4 separate regions of the Homo sapiens genome follow, and all the other regions are linked to region 1. The links are chromatin contacts, found by Hi-C or POLR2A ChIA-PET in ENCODE. All regions are on one chromosome and are shown on one strand. Each heading gives the region's core, a stretch centred on a gene start or an enhancer-like site at or near the end of the contact. The rest is flanking DNA. Distances are from core to core; before and after follow the strand shown.

Evidence for each region. Hi-C counts contacts between places; a loop is a spot of excess contacts on that map. ChIA-PET counts read pairs that join two places held with the same protein, here RNA polymerase II (POLR2A). Pooled maps may share reads with other maps.
Region 2: a loop to region 1 is called in a pooled map, with 15 times the contacts of the local background. The contact joins the promoter of IL15 here to the promoter of SMARCA5 in region 1. A Hi-C loop is called at or near these places in 4 of 37 single-sample maps with no recorded cell type and 11 of 50 pooled maps.
Region 3: a loop to region 1 is called in a pooled map, with 9 times the contacts of the local background. The contact joins the promoter of SMAD1 here to the promoter of SMARCA5 in region 1. A Hi-C loop is called at or near these places in 2 of 37 single-sample maps with no recorded cell type and 11 of 50 pooled maps. POLR2A ChIA-PET finds 5 or more read pairs at or near these places in 1 of 52 experiments (T-cell).
Region 4: a pooled map shows a loop between it and region 1 (2.8-fold over the local background). The contact joins the enhancer-like site here to the promoter of SMARCA5 in region 1. A Hi-C loop is called at or near these places in 1 of 168 maps with a recorded cell type or tissue (naive thymus-derived CD4-positive, alpha-beta T cell) and 9 of 50 pooled maps. POLR2A ChIA-PET finds 5 or more read pairs at or near these places in 1 of 52 experiments (naive thymus-derived CD4-positive, alpha-beta T cell).

Annotation. Positions count from the first base shown.
Region 1 is chr4:143,512,251-143,515,207 of GRCh38, reverse strand. SMARCA5 (SNF2 related chromatin remodeling ATPase 5) reads right to left here and starts at 1,506. Exons shown (of 24, transcript NM_003601.4): 1 at 1,107-1,506. The coding sequence starts at 1,283. SMARCA5-AS1 (SMARCA5 antisense RNA 1) reads left to right here and starts at 371. Exons shown (of 2, transcript NR_104027.1): 1 at 371-763; 2 at 983-1,736. RefSeq lists enhancers at 886-1,005, 1,066-1,125, 1,416-1,785, 1,816-1,885, 1,916-2,005 and 1 more.
Region 2 is chr4:141,635,290-141,637,989 of GRCh38, reverse strand. It overlaps IL15 (interleukin 15), which reads right to left and starts at 1,407. Exons shown (of 8, transcript NM_000585.5): 1 at 1,242-1,407. RefSeq lists an enhancer at 1,405-1,494.
Region 3 is chr4:145,480,355-145,483,281 of GRCh38, reverse strand. It overlaps SMAD1 (SMAD family member 1), which reads right to left and starts at 1,429. Exons shown (of 7, transcript NM_005900.3): 1 at 1,244-1,429. RefSeq lists silencers at 611-710, 801-860, 1,201-1,360, 1,531-1,660.
Region 4 is chr4:142,415,380-142,418,501 of GRCh38, reverse strand. All of the region lies in intron 5 of INPP4B (inositol polyphosphate-4-phosphatase type II B), which reads left to right. Among named protein-coding and RNA genes, the nearest start is that of INPP4B, 430 kb to the left of the region's middle. Within about 2 kb of position 1,746, at least 5 of the 41 ENCODE cell types and tissues checked have a DNase peak (open chromatin) inside an H3K27ac peak, as active enhancers do.

The DNA.
Region 1 (2,957 bases), core at 257-2,756:
CTCAATGGTAAATTACGCTACCATTTTCTTACTGTATAATGATTCTGCATCAAGACTCATCTTCGGAGCAGTATTACTTTCATTCTGTCTAAGGATAGGAAAATCCCAGAAATCTTTGGGCTCCGACTCACAAAATATCTCAAAACAGGTCGAAGGCCAAGAAAATAAAAATTGGAAGGAGCAATTACTTTGTTCCCAGATGCAAAGCCTGGAAGCATATCCAATTTACCCGCCTGGCAGCTTCCCCCATCTTTCCAGCCCCCTCAGTACTGTCAGCATCCCCTGCCCAACCCAAACCCATAAGTCTCGGCAGCGAGTGGTACTAATTTTTTTTTTTCTTAAGGCCAGAGGCCAAAAAGAGAAAAGTGCCGGACTGAGAGCCAACCAACTGCGCCTGGTTCTCTAATTCATTCCTACACTTATTCATCCCCCCTAAATTAGACGGGGGATCCGAGACAGCTGCTGCTGCCTTGGTTGCTTCCCTTCCAGTGGAATAGTGCCTGGGAGGGGCCTTCTCTCCCTTCACAGAAGCAGCTGCGCCCCGCTTATCCCCACTGCGCACTCGGCCATCCAGCTCTCGCCATTGTTTCTGCCCACAACAGATACCGCCCCTGCAAGGACCGGGAAGAAGAAAAGGAGGCCCAAGTCCTCGGACGCGCTGCTTTTAAATGCCTCCTTCACCCCGCCCGTGCATCCCGCTCCTAAGGGGTCATCTCCTCGCCCTTCCCCGAAGTTTGGTGGAAACTAAAAACCACATTCAGAGGTAGGAGAGGGAATTATGGGAGTCTAGTGGGAAAAAAACGATGGGTCCCCCGGGCCACGGTAACCAAGAACATCTGTTCACTGAGAGCGTTCAAATATTTGTCAGGATTCACGAAAGAGACAAATAATTTAAATGTGAGGAGCCAGAAATCCATTTTGCTTAGCTCGAATAGGGTAAGAACAAGGGAGCAAGAGTGAGAGCATCATTTCGTATCCACAGGGTGTGAAGCTGAGTCTGGTGCAGAGAGAGAAACCCGGCTCTGCGTCCGATCGCCACGATCCGGCGAGGGAGCCAGCTCCTCCTCCCCGCTGCACCCGCTCCCCATGCCGCAAGTCGCCCTCACCTCCATCTCGGCGTCTGCGGGACCAGCGCTGGCCGCAGACGCAACCGCCTGCGCCGCGACGCCTTCGGGGCCGCCTTTGTTGCTGCTGTTGCTCCCGCCGCTGGCGATCGAGGCTGCGGGCTTGGAAGGCGCGCTCTCGGGAGGCGGGGGTGGCGGAGGCTCGGCCGCGGACGACATGATGTTCCGTCTGCGTCACCCGCTGCTGCCAGAGGCCCGAGTCCGGCGGGGATGGACGGGGAGGCCTAGGCCTGGATGCTACGTCGCAATAAACTGGTGGAGGAGCGAGACTCCCACCCGAGCGCTCCCCTGCGCCGCGCCTCCGCGACGGGCCTGAGCCGGGCCCAGGAGCTGCACACTCCCAAACGTTCTGCTCTTCCGCGGGGCTCTAGGTTCCACCGGCGCTTACCTCACGGCGGGAATCACGTCGACGAGGGTGGGCGGGGCCAGACGGGTCACTGAGGTCAAGGAAGGCCGGCTGATTTAGAGAAGGGCGGAGGGTTGGGGGAAGGGAAAAGGAAAACGAAAGAGAGACTGAGGCTGGGAAAACGCTTCGCCGCCTCCTCCTCTTCCTCTGGAAGATAACATCTATCTCGCCAGCATCCAGGACGACGACCTACGCCACCGACTTTCAACACTCGCGAGATTCCTTATTGGCTCACTGACTGGGTCCTGAGCGCGCATGCGCATACTGCCCTCCTCACCCTTGGCCCGCCCTCTTCCAGATCTCTAGCCGGCTCGGGAGAGAAGAGTGGGCGGGACCTCCAGGGAGCGCTCGGAGGTGTAGGTTTGTGCGCCTGCTGCTTGGCAGGACGCGAGCTCAGTGTTTTAGGCTTTCGTAACGGCTCACGGTTCTCGCTGTGTCTTCTGTGCCTGACAGGGGTTGGCGGCACTACCGGAAAACTTGTCTGGGTTTTGCGCTGCCCATTCAAACTTGGAAGTCTTGTGTCTGGCCCCAAAACTTCTGCCGTATCCGCTTAGAGGCGTGACGCCACAGCCTTGACGACGTTATGGTTACCCCAAGTGAAGTCTCACGGTTTTTTGTTGTTAGAAAAAAAAAAAAAGTCCGTTAGTGTGATTTTTTTCTTTTTTCTTTTTTTTTTTTTTTGCCTTCTCATGTTAGCTGCGTCGGTTATTTCTAAATACCCTCCTTAGGCACAGAGTTAAATGATATTTCTTCTGAATTTATATGCCAAAGTTAAGCAAATAACGTGCACACTACCATGGAAGTGAGAAACACGAATAATCAATATATGGGGAAGATAGGTGGTGCGATGTAATCTTTTCCCCAAGCATCAAACATGAAAATTAAAACGTACATTCTCCTTAAGTGTTAACAAATATTCAGCACTGATTTTGTATACTGCCTTAGGCAGCCTTCAATGCAGCTTAAGGGCCTTGTGCATTCATCGCCTACAAAATTTAAATACATTGTAGTCTGTTTGATAACGAATCTGCATACTACAGTAGATTACCTGCCCAGTACAGGGTCTTTTTTATCTTTTTTTATTCCTCATATTCAGTATTCTCTAAATGTTTGTTGAGTAAAGGAGACACATTTTTCGAGAGTTGAGGTTTGAGCTAACTGGTTATGTTGAATTCCAAACAGAAGGGATCCCCTTTGAATATATAGCCTGCAAATTTTTTAACTAATGGAATGATAATTCTTAAATGGACATCTGGAAAAATGTCCCCACTCCACTAGAAATGCTAGTTCTTAGACTATAAGGAAATGTCTAAGGATATATGCAAAGATGAATACCTACAATGATGTTCATCATAGTCTTCATATATGACTGCAAAAAGCTAACAACAGTAGGCTGAATCCAGTATTAAAAGTTAGGTGTTTAAAAC
Region 2 (2,700 bases), core at 158-2,657, 1.9 Mb after region 1:
CCTTCCAAAAGTGTATTGTATCTTGATGCTTTCAGTAGAATGGTTCACCTTATAACCTCTACATGGCAGGATGCATAATCACCAGTTTATTCTGTAATACCTGAGCAAAAATTCAGCCTAGCTAATATGGCCTCTTTCACCACACTGACAAGATAAGGATGACGTCCACTTAGTTGGCCACCACCAGTATCATAATATTAGATAGTAGTTTAAAAATATATAATGGAAACTAGCTGGTGACCACCACTTTACTTCCAGTTTTGAAATTGCTGACTCATCCTATTTAAGAATCTGTTGTAAGCATCATTTAAGAATTAGTTTGGTTTAGACATACTTTGAAGTCAACATAGTTTTTAATGCATGGAATTACATAAAGTCAAATGAACTATATACCCTTGCTACATGCGGTCTTAATAACACTTGAAAAAATTGGCTGGATTTTCATTTAAAAGCCACCTTGAATAATGATTTTATTTCAGTGAAATTCGCTCGTATTTTTTCCAAGTTCCTTCGACATTCTAGATACACTATCGCTTCTCTAAGAGATAACTGGCTGGCGCAGAGTTGGAACCAATACAGACCCAGGCCTGACTGCCAAGCACTGACCATTCCTGCAAATTTCTCTCCCAGAAGACGTGTGCAAGCAAAGAAGAGGGCGATAATTTGATTTTGCAAAGGTAGGGATAGACGCGCACGCACAGACATCTGCACCGGCCCACAATGAGTTTGGGACGGGAGCAGTTAGGAAGTGGGGAGCTGCGGTACCTTTTCTTGGCCTTCCTGAGCTTGACTGGGTGCAGAACTCAGCCCTCAGGGCTGCGGGACAGCGTCTTCTCAGAAACCCGCAGCTTGGCTGGGGCCGCCAGACGCGCGTCCCTCACCCTCCCAGCGGAGCGCGGGGTGCCCGGCCCGCCTTGCGCTAGCCAGCAGCCTGGAACGCCGTAAGAGCGCAGCGCAGTAGGGAGTCGCACGCCAGGGGCAAAGGGACCTGCGATCTGCGCTCCTCCGGAAGCGGGAGGATGGCTAGGAGAGCCTCAGAAGTGTCATTAAAGGAAAAACCAAAAATTGAAGTTGCGGCTAAGTTTTCCCCATGAGAAGGCGGGGCAGCTCGGCCAGTAGGATAGACCGGAGGGTAACGCTGGAGCTGGGAGGGGCCCTGGGCGTAGGCTTTCGGGGAAAATTCCATCGCCCTTTCAACCACCACCACTCCCCTCCCAAGGCAAAGAAGCCGAGCTCTGTACCTCCATCGAGTCCTGGCTGCAGGGTGGGGGGCGACAGCCACCGCAGCCGGGAGGGTGCGGCCACCCAGTTCCCTCCCGGGGGGCGCCGGACTTCGAAGGCAGTGAGCGAGTCAGCTGGGATTCCCCCGGGCGCCTGCCACCCGGAGTCCCAACCCCTGGCGAAAAGAAAAGTGAAAGAGAAAGAGCCGGGAGCATAGGCGAAGACAAACACCTCCCGCGGAGACTGGGGGTGGGGCGGGTGGCGGCGGCTCCTGGATGACTGACTGCCCCAGGTGTCACTGCTTCCCGGCCTGTTTCCGTCCCTGCCGGGGCCTGGGGCGCAGAACTTGCAGGGCAAGCGCAAGGACATCGAGGAGCCCCAGCCCCGCCCTGCAGGAACACCAGCCACCGGTCTCCTCCTCTACCTGCCGGGACACCTGCAGAGAAGGCACAAGGATAGCCGCATCCCAAGCGACGGGCACCATGTGGGAAGCTTCCGCAGCTGAACCTGGAGACCCGGGCTGGGCTGGCGCGCATCCAAGTCTTCCTGAGGAAAGGGAAAAGGATGTCGGATCTGGATGCTGGGCGGCTACTCTAGACCGGCCTCTTGGTCCCCGCACAGGCTGCAAGAAGGAAACTTTGAAGTCCAACTAGGGGAAATGTTGGAAGAAGACACCCGGGTGGCAGCTTTGTGCAAGACAGTTGGTACAGGGAGTGAACTTAGAGCAATGAGCCTCTCTGCGGATCACTTTTCCAGCCTATTGTGTAGTCCAGTGTAAAATATCACACATGGTCCCATTTGATGGAAGCGTGAGATGTTGTTCTTGTAGTATTTTTACATTGGAGGAAGGAACTGAGTTGAGGCTGAGTGATTTGCATGCCATAAAGGCAGTAGCAAAGATCTCACGCTTAGTTTTGAAAGTACTTTGCAGAATCTTGCACTCTTGTGAATCACTGAAAATCCCTCTTGTACGGTGCTTTCCAAATTTTCAGAGTCATGGTTCAGAGAAAATGATGTCTTCCTGGAGCGCAGTTTAATTTAGTTTAAAATTTAATTATGTTTTTAATTACATAAATATGATAAATATCAAATAGAAAAATAATAGAAATTATTCACTTTCCATGTACATAAAGTTCCGTATAATATAATTTCATATTTTTATGAAAAATTTGAGTTTATTTTCATTAACTCAATTTTTTGATATCAGTTTTATATTTGAAATAATTACTGATGGACTTTTTGATGAGAATTACATCAAACTCTAGATAGTCTCCATTAACAAAATAAGTGAGGTATAAAAATGCAAAAACAGTTTTTACAACCATTCAAAATTTCACCATAGTTGGAAATTATATTTAAGAATATGAAGCCATCATCCATTTCTGTTCATGACGATGTCATGTTGAATTTTCTTGTGATGGTGTCAATGGATTTCAAGACCAGTCAGAATTTTTCATAGCAATACATTGAAGCTCTGAT
Region 3 (2,927 bases), core at 180-2,679, 2.0 Mb before region 1:
AATCATGCAACTTCTGTATCATTCCACGTACTTTGAAACTTCAGATACAATGGAAAGAAAAGAGGGGGGAGGGCAGAGAAAAAGGACAGTTGTCTCAGCACTCACGAAAAGGATGCTTTCTCAGGAGATGGTTCTGAGACCGGCCTCAATTTTCAGAAGGAACGCGCCTTTACTGGTTATCTTGCACCGTGTATTTAAAAATTGCATGCTCTTCAAAATAAACAAAAGCTCAGCTACTGTAGCTGTGAGATCTGGCAGGCATTTGTTCCTCCTCCCCTCCTAAAGCACATCAAGAAAACGTTCTCCCTTTAAAGCCTTCATACAGTTTCAGCAACTAGAAAAACAAGCCCACATCTGTCTCTCACGCCCACCACCCCCACCTTCCTACAGAAACAACCCCGAGAAACACTAACAAAGACAGGGAGCAGAGTAAAGGAACAGTTGTTCAACCGCGAACTCACGAATACACATGCAGTGAGGCAATCGACTCCGGTAAAGGGAAAGGAACGAGACACCAGGAGACGCAGCGGGTGTAGGCGGAAGAGGGGGAAAAAATTACGCGCCGCCGCCAAACCTTTGAATAAATTAGAGGGGATCTCGGTGCGAACTTTCCTTGACCTCGACCCCAAAGAGGCTTGCTGGGGCCGAGAAGAAAACCCGTGCGGGATGTGGAGGGGCCCGGGGCGCCGGGGTCCCCCGCCCGCGAGACCCGCTCCACCAGGCGCCTTGGAGAGCAGCGCCAGCGGTCGTCCTCCAGCTCCCGCAGGGGTCGCCCCGCCGGCGCGGGGGACACAATGGGTCCGCGGGCCACGCGAACGGGCCTCGGCCCGGCGGCAGCACGGGAGAGATGTGAGGAGCGCGCGGAAGGGGAGCGCGGCCGGGGAGATCCCAGCGCGGTCAGGCCCGGGAGCCGAGGCTCGGGGGCCCGGGAACTGGGCTTCCCACAGCAGAAGACCCAACAAAGACACCAGGGGAGCCCGGCGGGCTGGGCGCGAGAAGACGTGGTAGCAGGTTCGCTCCTCCGAGCAGACGGGAGGCGCCATCATGGGGGGGGGGGGTCGCGGCCCGCCCCGCGCAGAAAGAGCCCCCTTCCCGCCGCTGCCCGCGCCCCCAGCCCAGCACGACCGCGGCGGCCCCACGCGTGCAGAGACGGCGGCGGCGGCGCTGGAAAGCCCGGGGCGCCGAGGGGAGGGCTGGGACGCGGCATGAAGGGAAAGTTCGGTTCGGGTCTGTTTCGTTTTACCGGGTTGGCGGCGCGCCCGTCCGTGTGGGAGCACGAGTGGCCGGGCGAGCGGGGTCTCGCGGCCCGGGTCCGGACGGCCGGGCGCTGCGCCACTCTCCGCTCCCCGAGCCTCGGCCCGGGTTGAGCCGCTCGGCCTCTCCTTTCTCCGCCCGCCCGCCTGCTTTCTCCTGGAGCCTGGATTGATCTGGTCGCGCTGGCGTCAGGGAGTCGGAGCTGCCCAGCCTCCACTCCTCAGCTGCCAATACCCGGCGCACTCGCCTGCCCGCCCGCCCGCTCACACGCTCACCCGCTCACCCGCGCGCCGCCGCCGCTGCCGCGCGACCAGGGATCCTCTCCAAATTCCCGGCCCGGCCGGCGTGAGCGCAGCGCGGCCGGGGCCGGAGGACGGCGCGGGGGAGCGGCCGGAGCCACCCCCTTCTACCGGCAGCCCCACGCCCCGTTTCTTCCTGGAGAAAAAACAGTGTGGCGGCGTTCAGGCTTTCCTAACCCTGCCTTTTTAGTCCCGGTGGAGCGGACTTAGTCCATTATCTGCAAGTGAATTTCGATGTTCCATATGTTTATTTTCTGAAATGTTCATTAACGCTTCCACCGCGCCCACTGAATCGTTCTATAAACGTGGAGTGCATGTTGACAGTTACCTTTCGAGACGCGCCCTTTTATGTCTATCTTTCGTTGCCCCTCACTCACTCTCCAATAATTTGCAGGCCCCAGAAGTTGTACGTACCCAGAATTGGATAGCCTAGTAAATACTGCACGTGGTTATACAAACCCTGAGTCAACAGATGCGTTTTGTGTCAACTCAGGATCCAGTGATTCGAGTAGGTAACCTTGTTGCTCCAAATAATGGCATGCCATAAGGAGATACTGCTTTAGAACTCCACATTTTTGGTCCAATTTCTACAGTCTTTTAGATGATGCCAACTCCCCCGCACTTAACTCTTACCTACCTGATCTGCATAGACATTGAAAATATCTTCTTGCAAGAGTCAACTTTTCTCTTGGCTAACTCTTGAAGCTGCATAAAATCTTGCATAATTACTATAATGTTGAGTTACGTTTAGAAAAAATGATTTTTTTTTGAGGAATAAATTTCACATGAAGCAAAAAAAAAAAAAAAAAAATCACTCCCAGCAATGTATATCAGAATATGTCTTCTAATTAAATTCCTTTTTCCCTTAACCTATTTGAGCACTTACTGGTCAATTCGTGGGCCTCATCTTATTTTCCCTAAAAGCAGCGTTTGACGCAGTTGATCATTCTCTGCTCCTTAGAACAACAGGAAAGTGAACCTTGTTAAATGCCACTCGGATCAGGCCACTCCTCTGTTGAAAACCCTCCCTTGATAAATAGTATAAAGTATCCCATACAAGAGAACATTATTCAGCCATAAAAAGGAATGAAGTACTGATACTGATGCATGCTACATGGATAACCTTTCAAAACGTGAAGGGAAAGAAGACAGACCACACATTGTATTCTTCCACATATGTGAAATGCTCAGAGTAGGCAAGGCTATGGAGACAGAAAGTAGATTGGTGGTTTGCATAGGGTTGGGGAAATGAGGAACCTGGGGAGTGACAGCTAAAGGTTATGGGGTGACAAAATTGTTCTAAAACTAGTTTCTGGTGATGGTTGCACAACTCTGTGCATATACCAAAAGCCATTAAATTGCACACTTTAAATG
Region 4 (3,122 bases), core at 497-2,996, 1.1 Mb after region 1:
TTTAAAAAAATTTCTTGTCATACTAGACTATAAGCACCATAAAATGGGGAATTTATTTTCTTGTTCAATGCTGTGAAACTGTCACCTAGAATCATATTGGGCACATTTGGACGTTCAATAAATATCTATGGGCTGATATGCATGAATTCCATTGCTTTATCCTCACACATTTATTCATAAAATAAATCAATATATTTATATATTCCCTTGAAATGTTTCATAATTATTGCCAACACAATTATTTGTAAAAAGTAATCCATTTTAAAATTTCAAATGAATATTTAACCTTTAAAATTTCATTGTTTGCAAATGAATATATTATATTTTAGAGAAATAGAGTCTTTTGGCCTTGGGGTTCTTTTAGAGAAAATTGACAAGAAGAATCAGCTTATAGGCTGGAGGTGAACAAGTTGAGTTCTATAATTAGACTGCGTATCTGTTGACTGCATACCTGTGTAGAATTGGGGAGCCAAAATTATTGCAATGTAACCTGAAGATTCCTATGTTATGACAGCATCAAAGAAGCAACCAATCTTCTTGCAGAAATGTTTTTAAGAACAGACATATACAAATAACAACAAGAACAGACAACTGAAATAATAGAAATAGACTGACATAAGGAGATTTGAGCTTAAATTTTAGCTTACAACATGTGCCCGTGAGGGAAGTCAGGGCCAGGCTGGTATTTGGACTGCCAGCCTGAGAGAGCCTTTGGATCCTGATACCGCCTCAAAAATCCTGAAAAATTCATCATTCCTGGGTCGTTTTGCAAACTCAATCAGACAGCATTCCTAAAGCACTAAGAATAGTGCTAGATGTATAAGTGATTCTCCAATGGTATTATTCTAATTATTATCTTGGGTTAATCCCTTTCTGTCCCTGAAACTCTGATTCCTTATCTGTGAATTGCAGATAATAATTCCTATTTTGCAAGTTGTTTGAGCTAATATAGATGAAATTGAGAAGTATATTACTAATACATTGTTAGGAATTTAATACATTTTTTCACACATTTTATTTAATTGGATCCACACAAGCACTAAGTGAGAATAAACATAATTATCATCCCCATTCCCAGATGAAGATACTAAGACTCCGTAACAAACCCAAAATCACACAGTCAGGACTGAATCTATGGCCCTCAACTTTTGGCAATTTGGAAGGCAGAGCAAGTAAGAACTGCCAAGAAGACCTTAAACAGAAGGGAAGGTGCATCATATTCTCATCTTGCCTAGGCTACAGTGCATCCCGGAAGAGGTTCTTTTTAATTTAATTTGAGTAGTGTAAACTACTCTTCTGTTCTGAAACTTCCTGTATGCCTAGGGCTCTGAAGCTTTCTACTTTGAGCTAGCAGCCACTCTGCTGAGCTTTCATTTGAACTGCTCTCCCTGGAGATCCCAAATATTCTGAGAAGTATGCTCTTTTTTCCTTCAAACACTGATCCTCTTAGAACTACTCTTTCCCACGAAGTTGTCTGATCTCGGTTGCTTTCACAAACTGTTGAATTGGTGGATTTTGCTCCAAGTAATTAGACCCTCTGCTTTCCAGCCAGCCCAGATTTACTTTCTCACTTATAAACTCCTCCTTCTCTTATATCCTGGATCACTAGTCATTTCTAGCTTTAGCTTATCTGTATGAAGCTTGTTTTATTTCCTGTGAGTCAACTATCTTATGACAGAAGAATCGACACCCTCAAAGCCCTAGTTAGTCAAATGAATATTGAGATTGTCTTTTGCCTACACAGAATCACACATGATTGATGACTGAAGCGAAACTGGAGTTATCTTCTTTAAGCACTTCAAAACTGGTTCTTGCCCAAAGGATGATCTAGATGGAGACAACAAAATGAGAAGCTCATTATGCCCCTAGAACCATCTATTTTTCTCATTCTTCCCTATTCCTCTTACTTCCTAATCTGTCTTTTTATGTGTCTTCAATTTAATAATTTAATTCTACTGGTAAAATATTTGGCATTTGAGCAATAGCACATAGCCATTAAGCCCAAACAAATTTTCAGGAAAAAAAATTACTTAAATAATTTTTAACCTTAATTTAGACATCATTTCCTAAAATTCAAGCCCTTAACCAACCACCATCTGCACAATGCAATTCTCCTGAATATTTTGGTTTGGGAAAGCATGCTCAGGATTTGGTAAAACCCAGACCATGAGTCAGTGTGTTGTATGGGAAGTCATCTGGATTGAACAGCTGCCTCCCTGTCGGCTTGCTACCTCCTGCCCAAACAAATTCCCTCAGAAGACTGTCAACTCCTCAAGACAACATTCCAGGCCCCTATTTTCTTTATTCTCCCTCAAACTCCTAAATACCTGCCTGACACTATTTTTTTTATTATACTTTAAGTTTTAGGGTACATGTGCACAACGTGCAGGTTAGTTACATATGTATACATGTGCCATGCTCGTGTGCTGCACCCATTAACTCATCATTTAGCATTAGGTATATCTCCTAATGCTATCCCTCCCCCCTCACCCCACCCCACAACAGTCCCCAGAGTGTGATGTTCCCCTTCCTGTGTCCATGTGTTCTCATTGTTCAATTCCCACCTATGAGTGAGAACATGCGGTGTTCGGTTTTTTGTCCTTGTGATAGTTTGCTGAGAATGATGGTTTCCAGCTTCATCCATGTCCCTACAAAGGACATGAACTCATCATTTTTTATGGCTGCATAGTATTTCATGGTGTATATGTGCCACATTTTCTTAATCCAGTCTATCATTGTTGGACATTTGGGTTGGTTCCAAGTCTTTGCTATTGTGAATAGTGCCGTAATAAACATACGTGTGCACGTGTCTTTATAGCAGCATGATTTATAATCCTTTGGGTATATATCCAGTAATGGGATTGCTGGGTCAAATGGTATTTCTAGTTCTAGATCCCTGAGGAATCGCCACACTGACTTCCACAATGGTTGAACTAGTTTACAGTCCCACCAACAGTGTAAAAGTGTTCCTATTTCTCCACATCCTCTCCAGCACCTGTTGTTTCCTGACTTTTTAATGATCGCCATTCTAACTGGTGTGAGATGGTATCATTGTGGTTTTGATTTGCATTTCTCTGATGGCCAGTGTTGATGAGCATTTTTTCATGTGTCTTTTCTGCCTG